2 separate regions of the Homo sapiens genome follow, and region 2 is linked to region 1. A link is an interaction called in ENCODE POLR2A ChIA-PET data of the cell type or tissue named here. Cell type or tissue: Panc1. All regions are shown on one strand.

Region 1 (8,000 bases):
AGGCTGGAGTGCAGTGGCGAGATCTTGGCTCACTGCAACCTCTGCCTCCTGGGTTCAAGCGATTCTCCTGCCTCAGCCTCCTGAGTAGCTGGGATTACAGGGGCCCGCCACCAGGCCCGGCTAATATTTTGTGTTTTTTTTTTTTATTAGAGATGGGGTTTCGCCATGTTGGACAGGCTGGTCTTGAACTCCTGACCTCAGGTGATCCTCCTGCCCAGGCCTCCCAAAGTGCTGGGATTACAGGCGTGAGCCACTGTACCTGGCCCGCAATTAATGTTTTAATAGCTTTTGCTATTGTGCTAAAAGCTCAGAAAACACAGACAAGCAAAAAGGAAACTACTTAAAAATCACCAGAAGTCTCACCACTTTAATGTTTTGCTATATAATCTACTACTTATTTTCATCTTTCTACACTATCTACAAAATGCTATACTGCTTTTGGCAACTACCAAAAAATTAATAGACTCAGGTTAGTGGCATCATGGCTAATTTTCTTTGTTCTTTCTTTTATTTAAAACATTTTCTACAAGGAATATGTAGTGATTTAATAAATGAGGTAAAAAATTTCTTAGACAGAAACTCCCTAACTTGAAAATATAAGAACAACTATGGAAAAGATTAAATACTTTAAGGCTATGAAAGAAATAGGATACCATATTATTTTAACCTCACAAGCAAAGGGGATTTCCATAGCCACAAGCACCAAGAAAAATGAGCAGGTTTAAGCACACCGAAAGAATATTTTAATTCCATCAATTTGTCAAAAATATGAGAATAAAATTTGAGTACTGAACAAATGTTCTAAAAGCACAATTTGAAGAATAGTTTTTCCTCTATGAATCACTATCTAATCTGAAATTCTTAACCACCTTTTAATGTCCATCTTTTACCACAAGACTAATGAGAAAATTCTATTTCACAGGACAGCTTTCATTTTCTACCAGAATAAACTAATTTTCATAATATTTAATGCATTTAAAATGTATTTATTTACCTTTCAGTAGTTTCCAGCTATTTTCTTGTAAGATACTCTTGCATTACAAATTGTCAAACAGCAAATATTTATTAGCTTTTTCCATAAAAGAGGCACACTCATATTTTAACTCAGCTGTAGTCATGTGAGTACAAATATTAATTTACAACAGTACAGTACCCACATACCCCTGTGAAATTACCAGGTGATGACAACATAAAAATACACATTATTCTTTCCCATTCCTTATCTACCCAGAAAGCTAGAAGAAAACATAGCTACCAATAGTAGTTTATAATTACACATAAGGCGATTGCTGAATTAGGAAAGGTTCAGAGCAAATTCCAGACATCATATGCTCCCTGGGAATGATCCTCAGACATCCCTGATATTTATGAATCTCTTCTCTGTAAGACAATCGAAAAGAACATGAATGCATCAAATGTCTAACACTGTGTCTCAAATGCAGAAGAAAACCACAAGGTAATGCTGATGGGAGAAAGAAGCAAATTTAATCAAACACATAGAAAAGAAACTAAAAGGACAAACAACATGGCAAATACCTAGAAGAGCAAAACCTGGGACAGCTGATGAGCCAGTGAATAAGGGATGGTAGAGGCTGTTATTCTTCAACACTTTGAATGAATGCCCAAGTAAAAAGTAGCAGCTCTCGCTCACTATAGACCTGTGGAAGACAAGAAGGTAAAAGCTACCTCAGGTAAAAGCTAGCCTCAGGGAGCAAGCATGAGGTCAGTAGTTTCTACCTCCTAATTCTATGAGGTAGAAAAGAACAGTAAGGAAAACAAATAATATAAATTGAAATAAAATGACTATGGGCACATGCTACTGTGTCCAGCTGTTATACATAATTATTAATAGTAGTATTAGTTAAAGGGTTTTCGCTTGCATCCTACACATACTCTTTCCTGTGTCAGCTATGCCATTCATCCGTGAGAGTCATTCTTCCCAGTCGGCAAGGGAGACAGAGTAGGAGCTACCTATAAACCATGGCTGAGTGGTGCCAGTGAGGGGCTCTGCCCCCTGACTGCCCATTATGCTGAAATTCCTGCATTATAAACTAATCCTTTGGGTCTGGAAAGCTTGCCTTTTATTTAAGATGTTCTTATCTCTCAGTCTTCAATCAAAACAGAAGTTGCATCCTTTTTGTCCAATCAAAATTTTTGGAACTCTAGCACATAAATTATTTTGTAAATGTGATTAAAAAAAACATGTAATTCATCACTTGTTAGAAAAACACTTACTCTCAGCAGAATTCTGAAAACCACTGCTAAAATTAGAAAGGAGGAGGGGAAGGAAGCTCAATCTAAGGAAAATGAATTTGCATATTACTTAGAAGTGGAAAACTTTAAGAATCACCTTATGCTATATTAAGAATCTCTTAATTCTGTGGATTGTCATCTTTCATGGGGTTTCAAAAATCTTTGCCATTATTTATTCAAATATTCCTTCCGGCCGGGCGCAGTGGCTCATGCCTATCATCCCAGCACTTTGGGAGGCCGAGGCGGGTGGATCATCTGAGGTCGGGGGTTCAAGACCAGCCTGACCAACATGGAGAAACCCTGTCTCTATTAAAAATACAAAATTTGCTGGGCATGGTGGCATACGCCTGTAATCCCAGATACTCAGGAGGCTGAGGCAGAAGAATCACTTGGATTTGGGGTAAGCCGATACTGTACCATTGCACTCCAGCCTGCGCAACAAGAGTGAAACTCTGTCTAAAAAAAACAAACACAAAAACAAATATTCCTTCTACCCCCCTCCCTCTTCTCCTTCTAGGATTCAAATCACGTATGTCAGACTTTCTCAGGATGGAGTATATTTCTTACAGCTTCTTCAGTGTTGTCCAGCCTTCCCCCCTCACGCTTCATTCAGAGAGGTTTCTTCTGATCTCTCGGGGGCTCACTTTTCTCTTCAGCAGTATCTAATCTGCTGAATCCACTGAATCCTCCATTTTGGCTACTGTATTTTTTAGATCTAGTATTTAGTTGTTTTTCAGGTCTGCTTTGCCCCCTTATATTAAGTTTCCAGTTCCTTGTTGAAATGTTTTTATTCAACTTTTATCTCCATGAACATAATAAACATATGCTTTAGCGTCTGTCTGGTAATTCCACTGTCTGCAAAGCCTGTTTCTATCCTCTGTTATCTGTGCGGGTTCTTGTTAAGGTAGTCTCCCAGTGGGCCTGGTTACACTGACTTGGTGGTATGGTGGACACTATTTGAAAAATCATTTCAGAAATAATTTGAGGCGTGAGATGTTATCTTCCTCTGGAGAGGATTTTCATCTGTCTCTGTTAGGTGACTGGGGTCACCAGCAATTTGAGATCACCCTAATCCATTTCACCATTTGAGATTTACTAAACCCCCAGGTGACCCCATGGAGCTTCAGTCCAGGCAAAGGCTGGCACACTCCCAGCCCATGAGTGTTCTGGATGGCAGCCTCTCAAGGTTTCAACATTAACCCCAGGTGGCTCACCAGGATTCTTACCCACAGCAAGTTCTAGACTCCAGTTTTTGTTTCTGTCCTCCTGTGAGTCAGTTAACTACACTGCTCAGCCTCTCACCTGCTCTTCCAGAACAGCAAATAGCCGGGCAAAAGCGGCCCTGGGTCAGAGGCTCACGTCTCTGGTTTTCTATCATCTCCCAAATCTTAACCCAGTAATTCTTTACTATGTTGTAAATTCCTTGATGCTTTTCAGAAAAGTATCAGCTGGCTTTAACTAGGTTACTCAGGCCATTATCGGAAGCACAAGGCCAGGGCTATTTTCTAAACAGTTGTTTTGGCATTTCAAAGAGTGCAGGCTAGGTACTGCCAAAAAGAACATCAGCAAATCAAACTGTGACAGAATCTTGGGCCTTTTTTTTGAGACAAGGTCTCACTGTCACCCAGGCTGGGGTGTGGTGGTTATGATCATAGATTACTGTAGCCTCCAACTCCTGGGCTCAAGCGATCCTCACCTCATCCACCCAAAGTATTGGGATTATAGGCATGAGCCACCATGCCCAGCTATGGGCCTTTTTCAGAAAACTTTTTTCCTCCATACATCGTGAACTGTATAGAAAATTAATTTCTGAGAATCTACCACCTCAACAGGTTTAGAAAGCTGACAGACTTAATCAATCTGGCAAATCACCAGATCCTAGCTCATGCTGTTAACCAAGCCCAGTAAATAAACATCGCAGTTACTGTTGTTTGCAGGTCCCCTTGAGCATTACTATCCCGCACAGTGTTCTGAATTCCAACTGCCAGTACCTGTATCTCTGGCTTCTGAAGCCCATCTGCCCACGTGCAGGGCAGGCCCAAACTACAGGGGAATGTGTACCTACCTGAGGGCAGTCCTCACAATATACTGATAAGAAGACTCCAGCTTCCTTAAATCCAGCCTCCCTCCAAACCCCCAGTGGAAAAATCACAACTCTGACATACGTATGCTACACTGGCTCTAGAATTCCTCAGCACAATCAAGCTTCATTTGTCCACAGCGGGACCTGGCTTGAAAACATGCCCTTTATTGGCTGTCTTTCCTAGACGGCGCACTTCATTCCCCTACTGGTGTGTCCTGGGATTACCTCGCAAATACACAACTTGGATTCAGATTTCTATCTCAAGATCTGCTTCCAGAAGAACCAAAACCAATCAATTCAGGTTTCAACAGAAAAGGAACAACTTGACAAATCCTTAGATGAACTAATTTATTTCTAAATGAAAAATCTAATAAAGAGAGCCTTTACAGCTTTTCTTGCCTTAAAGTGCAAAATAATGCACAGAAAAAAGCACACTGCTTTTTCTGAAAAGCAGTAACATATCTTCATACTTGCAGGAACAGAACATTAAAAAAGCGATGAACTTTTCTCTCTTCTTCTTTTTTTTTTTTTTTTTTTTTTTTTTTTTGAGACGGAGTCTCGCTCTGTCGCCCAGGCTGGAGTGCAGTGGCACGATCTCGGCTCACTGCAAGCTCCACCTCCCGGCTTCACGCCATTCTCCTGCCTCAGCCTCCGGAGTAGCCAGGACTACAGGAGTCCGCCACCACGGCCAGCTAATTTTTTTGTATTTTTAGTAGAGACGGGGTTTCAGTGTGTTAGCCAGGATGGTCTCGATCTCCTGACCTCGTGATCCGCCCGCCTCGGCCTCCCAAAGTGTCTTTTTTTTTTTTTTTGAGACAGAGTTTTGCTCTTGTTGCCCAGACTGGAGTGCAACAGCGCAATCTCAGCTCACCGCAACCTCCGCCTCCCGGGTTCAAGCGATTCTCCTGCCTCAGCCTCCCAAGGAGCTGGGATTACAGGCATGCGCCACCCCACGGCTTGTATTTTTGTAGACGGAGTTTCTCCATGTTGGTGAGGCTGGTCTCAAACTCCCGACCTCAGGTGATCCGCCAGCCTTGCCTTGGCCTCCCAAAGTGCTGGGATTATGGGCGGGAGCCACGGGGCCCAGTCAAGAAGTGATAAGCTTTTCTAAGGAAAGCGAAAGCTACCAGGCAGGGTAGTTTGAAATCCTTACTACTCCGGTGATACATAAGAAAGGTTAAATTTAGCATAATCAAACCTAGACACAATATTGCAGCACTGAGCCTATGTGTCTAAAGCACTGAAGTGGTAACAAGTCACAAAATACAAGTTAAAAACAAGGTGGTGACTTCGCTTTCAGCTGCAACATGTAATGAGAAAAAGCTGGGAAAATTCAAAATCAATGGCTCTTTTGGGACGATCAGAGAACTGAGCTAACAGGGCAAACTGTGCTGGAAACCTGGAAAGACACAGAGGAGATCCGCTTACCTGGAGCAGAAACTGCCAGAGCCATAAGCTGGTGCTGGATGCTCGGTGTGGACTAGTGAGAGTGAGAAACTCGGGGAAGCAGTCTCAGGAGGTGCGAGACCCACACTTCTGTGGGCTTTACCTCCAGGAACTCCACCAGGCACTAAGGTAAAAGATCCCAGAGAGATCCCTCTGGCAGGGGAGGGGAAGAGTAATAAGCCCAGAGTTTTCTCTGCCACAAAGTCATTTGCTCCAGGGGAAAAAAACTTTGCTAGATCCTTCTCCTAACTAGGGGAATGCAAAGGGCATTCCTCCCACTCCAGCCCCCTCCAGCCTTCCTGTCATACCTACAGGGCAAAAAAATCCGCAAAGGTCAGGGCCTCAAGGAAATAGGGCAGGAATAGATAACAGGGGAGAAGAGCTCTAACGCTAGAGAAATACTTGTGAAGATCACAGCCCACTGTAAGAGTGAACCTATGTGAGACCCAGACCCACTGTCAGACTGAGATTTAACCAGATTCCAGAACTCCCACCCTCCCTCACACTTCACCACCACACCCACAGGGTTCCAAATATACTAAAAGTGGCTTACAACTCAAAGAGGAAAAAAAAGTTATAAAGCTGGAAGCGTCATGCTCCCAGACTTCAAAATATACCTCAAAGCTGTAGTGATGGAAACAACATGGTACTGGCATAAAAACTGATATACAGAGCAATGGAACAGAATAGAGAACCCAGAAATCAATCCACAATATCTACAGCCAACTGATTATTGACAAAGATGCCAAGAATACTCACTGGGGAAAGGACAGTATCTTCAATAGATGATACTGGGAAAACTGGATATTCATATGCAGAGGAATGAAACTAGCCTCCCACCTCTATGTGAAAATCAACTCAAAATGGATTAAAGACCTAAATGTAAGACCTGAAACTATAAAACTACTGAAAGAAAACAGGGGAAATGCCTCAGGACGTTAATCTGGGAAAATATTTTATGAATACAACTTCAAAAGCCCAGGCAACAAAAGCAAAAACAAACACATGGGATTATGTCACACTAAAAAACTTCTATACAGCAAAGGAAACAATCAGCAGAGTGAAAAGACAACCTATAGAATGGGAGAAAATATAAGCAAACTATTCATCCAAAAGGGGATTAATACCCAGAATAAACCAGAAACTAAAACATCTCAGCAGGAAAAAAAAATCAGATTTAAAAATGGGCAAATGATCTGAATAGCCATCTCTCAAAAGAAGACAAATGGCCAAGAAATATATGACAAAATGTTCACTTATCACAAATCATCAAGGAACAGCAAATCAGAAGCACAATGAGGTATCATCTCATCCCAGTTAGAGTGGCTATTACCAAAAAGACAAATAAAACAAAACCAACAAATGCTGGGGAGGATGCAGAGAAAAATGAACTCTTACACTCTGCGGGTGAGAATATCAACTAGTACAGCCACTATGGAAAACAGTATAGAGGCTCCTCAAAATCTACAAATAGCATACCATATGAACCAGCAATCCCACTACTGGGCATTTATCCAAAGGAAAGGAAATTGGTATATCGAAGAGACATCTACATCCCCATGTTAACTGCAGCATTATTCACAATAGCCAAGATACGGAATGAATCTGGGTGTCCAACAGATAAACAGATAAAGAAAATGTGGAATATAAACACAATGAAATACTATTCAGCCATAATTTGAGTGGAATCCTGTCACTCACAGCAACATGGATGGAACTGGAGGATATTAAGTGAAATAAGCCAGGAACAGAAAGTTAAACACCACATGTTCTCATTCATATGTGGAAGCTGAAAAACAGTTGATCTCACAGAAAAATCAGAACAGAGGATACTAGAGGCTGGGAAGGGTGGGCGAAGGGAGGAGATAGGAAGAGATTTGTTAAAGGTTACAAAATTATAGCTAGATAGGAGGAATAAGTTCTACTGGTCTATAGCACTCTAGGATGACTATAGTTAACAATAACATATTGTAGAGTTTCAAATAGCTATAAGGAGAATATTGAATGTTCCCAACACAAAGAAATGATAAATGTATGAGATGATGGATATGCTAATTACTCTGATCTGATCACTGATACGTTACGTATATAGAAACATCACTATGTACCCCATAAATATACACAATTATATGCCAATTGAAAAATAAAATAAAATGTATATTGTAAACTCTAGAGTAAACACTATGTTGGAAATAAATGCTTATTCCCCGATGTCGCA
Region 2 (8,000 bases), 410 kb before region 1:
GTAGAGACAGAGTTTCACCATGTTGGCCATGCTAGTCTTGAACTCCTGACCTCAGGTGAGACAAATTGGCTGGCACAGTGGGTCATGCCTCTAATCCCAGCACTTTGGGAGGCTGAGGCAGGTGGATCGCCTGAGGTTAGGAATTTGAGACCAGCCTGGTCAGCATGGTGAAACCCCGTCTCTACTAAAAATACAAAAATTAGGTGGGCATGGTGGTCGGTGCCTGTAGTCCCAGCTACTTGGGAGTCTGAGAGGGGGAAATTGCTTGAACCCAAGAGACTGAGGTTTCAGTGAGCCAAGATTGCGCCATGCACTCCAGCCTGGGCGACAGAGTGAAACTCAAAAACAAAAAAAGATAGAAGCCAAGATTTGTCATCAGATATTCTGAATAGTACCAACCCCATTATAAACACTCAAATCAATGTTAGATGGTGCAACAGCAACAAATGACAACCCAGGGACCTTTGCTCCATCGCCTTTAATTAATGATGAAATGATAGCAGCTTTAAGCAGAGAGGCAAGGCAAAAGGTTTAGAAGAGATGGTTCTATTTTGCTATTGGTCTCCATTCCCCACTTCCCTTCTTGTTGCATTCAGAGAGAGGATAGAAAAAAACACTCGGAAGGAAAGACAAAAAGAGAGGAGCATTTTTAAAAGACATAAATTGTAATGGAAGAGCTACAAGATTAATCATTGTTTCTGCTTTTTTGAGACAGGGTCTCGCTCTGTCACCCAGGCTGGAGTACAGTGGTGTGATCTTGGCTTATTGCAACTTCTGCCTCCTGGGCCTCAGGCAATCCTCCCACCTCAGACTCCCAGGTAACTGGGAATACAGGTGCATGCCACCACGCCCAGCTAACTTTTGTATTTTTTTGTAGAGATAGGGTTTTGCCACATTCCCCAGACTGGTCGTGAACTCCTGGGCTCAAGTGATCTACCCACTTTGGCCTCCCAAAGTACTGGGATTACAGGCATGAGCCACCGTGCCCAGCCCTACAAGATTAATCTTATTTCTGATTTATTTATTTACTAACCGTGTTAGTAACCTGTGAACCTCAGTTTCTTCAGTTTTTTTTTTTTTTTTTTGGAGAGACAGGGTCTCACTATGTTGCCCAGGCAAATCTAGAACCCCTGGCCTCAAGTCATCCTCCTTCCTCAGCCTCTCAAAGTGTTGGGATTATAGGAGTGAGCCACTGTGCCTGGCCTCTGCAACTTTAAAATTGGGCCCAGGAGTTCCACACCAGCTATGATCACACCACTGCACTCTGGCCTGGGTAACTCAGCGAGACCCTGTCTCAAAAAAAAAGAAAAGAAAAGAAAAAAGAAGGATTTCTGACTAGATATCAGAGTTGTGAGATCAAGAGATAATGTTGGAATAAGAAAAATGGGCATGGTGGCTCACGCCTGTAATCCCACCACTTTGGGAGGCCAAAGCAGGTGCCTGAGGTCAGGAGTTCGAGACCAGCCTGGCTAACATGGTGAAACCTGGTCTCTACTAAAAATATAAGAAAAATAGCTGGGTGTGGTGGTGCACACCTGTAGTCCCAGCTACTCGGGAGGCTGAGGCAAGAGGATCGCTTCAACGCAGGAGGCAAAGGTTGCAGTGAGCCGAGATCACACCATTGCACTCCAGCCTGGGCAACAGAGCAAGTAGCGATGGGTTTTTGCCATGTTGGCCAGGGTGGTCTCGATTTCTTGACTGCGTGATCTGCCCGCCTCAGCCTCCCAAAGTGCTGGGATTACAGGCATGAGCCACCGCACCTGGTTGGTTTCAGGACACTTTCACGCTCCTAAAAATTACAAAGAACCCACCAGGAGGTTCGTTTATGTGGATCATATTTTTTGATATTTACCATATTAGAAACTAAAATTGAGAAAATTTAAAAACACTTCATTACTTCATTTTAAAAGAACAATAAACCCATCATGTTAATGTAAAGAACACATTTTTATTAAAAATAATTATATTCTCCAAAACAAAAGACACCATAAAGAGTGGCATTGTTTTACAGTTTTATGAATCTCTTTGCTATCTGGCTTAATAGAGGACAGCTGGTTCTCATATCTACATTCAATCTATTGCAGTCTGATGTTTTGGTTGAATTACATGAAGAGTATCTGGCCTCACATGGATATGAAGTTGGAAAACGAAGGGCCTCACAGACCCATCGAAAGGGCCTCCAGAATCCCAGGGGTCCTCAGGCCACACGCTGAGAACCGCTGCATTGGAGCGTGGCACGTTAGAATAAAGATGGGACTGGCGTGGGAATAAAAAAGCCTATTCTGAGGTCTTTGTATTAACGTGAAATATCTGTTTACAATTCTGTCATTTTCAGGATCCTACAGTTGGGGGCTGGGAAATTCCATACTTGTCAATTCTCCGCCATTTCCAGCACAGCATAGAAGTATGACTCATGTCTCTTAAATAGTAAAATGAAACAAGGGGCTACACTTATAATTTAAAATACAGTTGTTGATTTATTTATTTATTTTCATTTATTTTTTTTTTTTAGACAGAGTCTCGCTTCTTCACCCAGGCTAGAGTGCAATGGCGCAATCTCTGCTCACTGCAACCTCCGCCTCCCGGGTTCAAGCAATTCTCCTGCCTCAGCCTCCCAAGTAGGTGGGATTACAGGCATGTGCCAGCACGCCTGGCTAATTTTTGTATTTTTAGTAGAGACGGGGTTTCACCATGTTGGCCAGGCTGGTCTCAAATTCCCGATCTCAAGTGATCTGCCCGCCTCGGGCTCCCAAAGTGCTGGGATTACAGGCGTGAGCCACCACACCCAGCCTGTTGATTTATTTTTCTTTTTTTATTTTTGTAGAGACAAGGTCTCACTATGTTGCCTAGGCTGGCCTCAAACTCCTGGCTCCAAGTGATCCTCCTGCCTTGGGCTCCCAAAGTGCTGGGATTACAGGTGTGAGCCACCAGCCACAGTTGTTGATTTTTTTTTTTTTTTTTTTTTTTTTTTTTTTTTTTTTTAGATAAGGCCTCACTCTGTTGCCCAGGCTGGAGGGCAGTGGTACCATCACAGCTCACTGCAGCCTCAAACTCCAGGGCTTAAGCCATCTTCCCAGCTTGGCTTCCCAACCAGCTGGGCTAGAGGTGCACGCCACCATGACTGGCTCATTTTAAAATTTTTTTGTAGAGATGGGGTCTTCCTATATTGCCCAGGCTGGTGTTGAACTGTTGGCCTCAAGTGATCCTCCTGCCTCCGCCTCCTGAAGTGCAGGGATTACAGGCATGAGCCACCGTACCTGGCCCACAGTTGTTGACTTTAATGGAGAGAGACACTATATCTAATCATCCATCTCTGAGTACTAAAAATATGAAAAGATATATATTTTAAATCTGTAGGCCAGGGGAGGTGGCTCAGTAATACCAGCACTTTGGGAGGCCGAGGCAGGCGGATCACCTGAGGTCAAGAGTTGTTTTTTGTTTTTGTTTTTTTTTTGAGACAGAGTCTTGCTCTGTCGCCCAGGCTGGAGTGCGGTGGTGCCATCTCGGCTCACTGCAAGCTCCACGTCCTGGGTTCAAGCAATTCTCCTGCCCCAGCCTCCTGAGTAGCTGGGACTACAGGCGCATGCCACCATACCCAGCTAATTTTTGTATTTTTAGTAGAGAAAGGGTTGCACCATGTTGGCCAAGATGGCCTCAATCTCTTGACCTCATGATCTGCCCGCCTCGGCCTCCCAAAGTGGTGGGATTACAGGCATGAGCCACCACACCCGGCCAAGGTCAGGAGTTTGAGACCAGCTTGGCCAACATGGCAAATCCTCGTCTCTACTAAAAATACAAAAATTAGCCGGGCATGGTAGTGGGGGCCTGTAATCCCAGCTGCTCGGGAGGCTGAGGAAGGAGAATCACTTGAACCCGGGAGGCAGAGGTTGCTGTGAGCTGAGATTGGGCCCCTGGACAGGGAGAGAGAAAAAGGAAAGGAAAGAGAAAAGGAAAGGGAGAGGGGGAGGGAAAGGGAAAGGGGAAGGGGAGGGGAAGGGAAAGGGGAAGGGGAGGGGAAGGGAAAGGGGAAGGGGAGGGGAAGGGAAAGGGGAAGGGGAGGGGAAGGGAAAGGGGAAGGGGAAGGGAAGGGAAAGAGAAAAAGAAAGGAAGGAAAGGGAAGAAGGGAAAGGAAAGGAAGAGGAAAGGGAAAGGAAGGGAAGAGAGAGGAAGGAAGGAAGGAGAGAGAAAATAATTTTTTAAAAATTAATGATTCCAGGAAATCCTAAAATGAGCCTGTCTCTTCATTTCTGTGGATTTCTTGTCACTATATAGATGAAATAATGGTTTATGTCATTCTGCAGCAAAACAAACCAACATTTACTTCTATTTACACTTCAATTATGAAAGCTAATTGTTGGATTAAATCAATTGCAACTGGGTTATATCAAACCTCACAGAGTTGTTAAAACCTTAAGTTACCATGTAATAATCTGGAAATGTCACCTAAAATTCTGGATTTCCAACTTTCTGGGAAAATGGAAATTCTGGCAGTAGTTGCTCCAAATTCTCAGATGGAAATCGTTACTGAAAGGTGAATACCAGAGATGCTCCGTAGTCCCTTGTAGTCCTACCACTTCCTGTGGTCCTCAGCAGTGAACCCTCAACCTACCCATCCACTTGAGTTTTCAGTCCTGGTATATGAAAAACTTTACACTGTTTTCAGGACTGTTAACAGTTTGCTAGTATGGCTGGATTTATATCACGAAACTCCAACAAGTCGACGTATTCATGAATCCACCTGACGTGAAATTAACAAAGAACCTCTTAGCTCAATGTTTCTTAAAGTATGGTGGACAGGAACACCATGTGAGAAAAAACTGAGAATCTCTGGAAATAAGCCTGAGAATCTCTTGAAATAAGCAACAGGCTTGTTCCTCTTCTTCTTCTTCTTCTTTTTTTTGGCGGGGGACAGGGTCTTGCTCTGTGGCCCAGGCTGAAGTGCAGTGGCACAACCACAGCTCACTGCAGCCTCAACCTCCCAGGCTCAAGCGTCAAGCGATCTTCCTGCCTTGGCCTCCCAAAGTACTGGGATTACAGGCATGAGCCACCACGCTCTGCCTGGGGTATGCATTTGAAATGAGTTCTCCAAATGATTCTCATGTATACTCAATTTTGAGAACCAATGTCCTAAAGCAGAAAAACAATTCATTATTTTGCAAATTGCTCTCCCTTCAGTGGTTTTTTGACAGAATATGTAAATTCTAAGAGAATTCAAAGGAAGAATTTACTCCTAGCTGGACAGATCAGGGAAGGCTGTCCTGGGAGATGGTAGCATTTGGGCCAGCCCTTGATGAAAACACAGGATGGAGACATGTGCAGAATGGTGCCCCAGGGGGCGGAAACTGCGTGAGCAAAGGCACAGAGGCAGGAAAAGGGCATGTGTAGGGAAGGGCAAGCAACTTTCCTTCGTTGTCATAAGCGTTCATTAAAGGGAGTAGAAGTCAAGCAGGGTGGCTCACACCTGTAATCCCAGCAATTCAGGAGGCCAGAGTGGGAGGATCACTTAAGCCCAGGAGTTTGAGACCAGCCTGGGCAACATAGTGAGGCCCGGTTTCTATTATTTATTTTTATTATTATTATTTTTTAGATGGAGTCTCACTCCATTGCCCAGGCTGGAGTACAGTGGCGCGACCTCGGCTCACTGCAACCTCTGCCTCCTGGGTTCAAGCGATTCTCCTGCCTCAGCCTCCTGAGTAGCTGCGACTACAGGCGCACGCCACCACGCCCAGCTAATTTTTTGTATTTTTAGTAGAGACAGGGTTTCACCATGTTAGCCAGGATGATCTCGACCTCTTGACCTCATGATCCGCCCGCCTTGGCCTCCCGAAGTGCTGGGATTACAGTCGTAAGCCACCGCACCCGGCCTATTTTTTTTTTTTAATGGGGGGAGTAGAGGATACTTAACAAGCTTGGCTAAGAGGCAGGGGCCTCATCATTAACAGATATGACTGCCTGACTAAGGCACATGGCAGGAAGGTTTTGAAATGAGGGCTAATATGATCAGAACCATACATTGAAAGGATTTGTCAGGCATGAGTAGGAGCAGGGAAAACAAGAAACCAAGATGTGCTTTCATGGTGTTTAAACTAAAGGGATAATACTGGGAATAGAAAGAAGGAAATAGAGCTGGGCACGGTGGCTCACGCCTGTAATCCCAGCACTTTGGGAGGACGAGGTGGGCAGATCACCTGAGGCCAGGAGTTCAAGACCAGCCTGGCCAACATGGTGAATCCCTATTTCTACTAAAAATACAATTAGCTGGGTGTGGTGGCACATGCCTGTAATCCCAGCTACTCAGGAGGCAGAGGCAGGAGAATCACTTGAACCTGGGAGGTGGAGGTTGCAATAAGCCAAGATCGTGCCACTGCACTCCCACCTGGGTGACAGAGACTCTGTCAGAAAGGAAGGGAAGGAGGATGGGAGTGAGGGAGGGAGGGAGGGAAGGAGGGTGGAAAGAAGGAAGGAAATAGATTTCTGAGCTACGTTAGGGGTAAAAGTCACAGATTGGACTCGCAACTGTGAGCCTGCAAAAAGCAGAGTAGGCCGGGTGCGGTGGCTCACACCTGTAATCCCAGCGCTATGGGAGGCTGAGGCAGGAGGATCATGAAGTCAGGATGGAGACCATCCTAGCTAACACAGTGAAACCCTGTCGCTACTAAAAATACAAAAAATTAGCCAGGTGTGGGGGCATGTGTCTGTAGTCCCAGCTACTTGGGAGGCTGACAGGAGAATTGCCTGAACCCAGGAGGCGGAGGTTGCAGTGAGCTGAGATCATGCCACCGCACATCAGCCTGGGAGACAGCACGAGACTCCACCTCAAAAAAAAAAAAAAGAAAGAAAGGCAGAGTAGTTCTTAACACTAGCTGCACGTTACAATCAGCTGGGGAGCTTTCAAAAATGTCCTTCTTAGGCCGGGCATGGTGGCTCCCAGCACTTTCGGAGGCACTGAGGTCAGAGTTCAAGACCAGCCTGACCAGTATGGAGAAACGCCATCTCTACTAAAAAAAAAAAAACAAAATTAGCCAGGCGTGGTGGTGCATGCCTATAATCCCAGCTACTCGGGAGGCTGAGGCAGGAGAATTGCTTGAACCCAGGAGGCAGAGGTTTCGGTGAGCCAAGATCACGCCATTGCACTCCAGTCTGGGCAACAAGAGGAAAACTCTGTCTCCAAAAAAAAAATGTCCCTCTTGCTAATGTAGTGTTCAGCCAAGTTGAGACCCACTTACCTAGAGCCTGGGTGACCGGGCTCATCAGAAGTCCATCATGAACAGGAATAGGTAACACAGAAGATGTTGGTTTGGGAGGAAGCAGAAGGTCCTCCTGGGCCCAGCAAGGCCAAGGGTCGTGGCACATCCAGGTGGAGGTGTCCAGTAAGTGCTAAAAATACAGACCCAGAGTAAATGAGAAGATTAAAATAGAGACATAAGGCCGGGCGTGGTGGCTTACGCCTGTAATCCCAGCAATTTGGGAGGCCAAGGTGGGTGGATCACAAGGTCAGGAGTTCAAGACCAGCCTGGCCAAGATGGTGAAACCCTGTCTCTACTAAAAATACAAAAATTAGCTGGGTGTGGTGCGGGTGCCTGTAATCCCAGCCACTCAGGAGGCTGAGTCAGGAGAATCGCTTGAAGCCGGGAGGCGGAGGTTGCAGTGAGCTGAGATCGTGTCACTGCTCTCCAGCCTGGGTGACAGAGCATGACTCGTCTCAAAAAACAAAAAACAAAATAGAGATGTGGATTTCAGAGTTCACTGCATAAAGATGAGAATTGAAAACAGCTGCTCTGAATATTGTTTGAAAGTTAGGTTGGACATTTGGCAAACAGTACCTAAGTTACAAAATCATCATGGAAGAGAAAGAGAGAGAGATGGGCCAATGCTAGAACTTGAGGAATATCTGCAGGTGTACTCAAGAGAGTAGACCATTTTAATGTTTAACATTTGAACTCCCTTTCTTCTTTTCTTCCTTCCTGCCCTTCCTTCATTTTAAAATTTACTTTCCTGTC

What was found. Peaks named below come from ENCODE experiments on the same cell type or tissue, not always from the same donor. Only the 100,000 strongest peaks of a DNase experiment are listed, where the experiment ranks them.
Region 2: POLR2A ChIA-PET joins it to region 1 with 5 read pairs; 2 of 35 experiments call an interaction of 5 or more read pairs at or near these places.

Annotation. Positions count from the first base shown.
Region 1 is chr7:152,072,945-152,080,944 of GRCh38, reverse strand. The region is part of intron 1 of GALNT11 (polypeptide N-acetylgalactosaminyltransferase 11); the gene reads right to left. Among named protein-coding and RNA genes, the nearest start is that of GALNT11, 51 kb to the right of the region's middle. In Panc1, CTCF peaks have their summits at 4,284 and 4,488; a DNase peak (open chromatin) is centred at 4,534; H3K4me3 peaks cover 602 bases; H3K27ac peaks cover 1,858 bases.
Region 2 is chr7:152,483,329-152,491,328 of GRCh38, reverse strand. No RefSeq gene overlaps it. Among named protein-coding and RNA genes, the nearest start is that of LINC01003, 23 kb to the right of the region's middle. In Panc1, no CTCF peak of the experiment used is centred here; no DNase peak of the experiment used is centred here.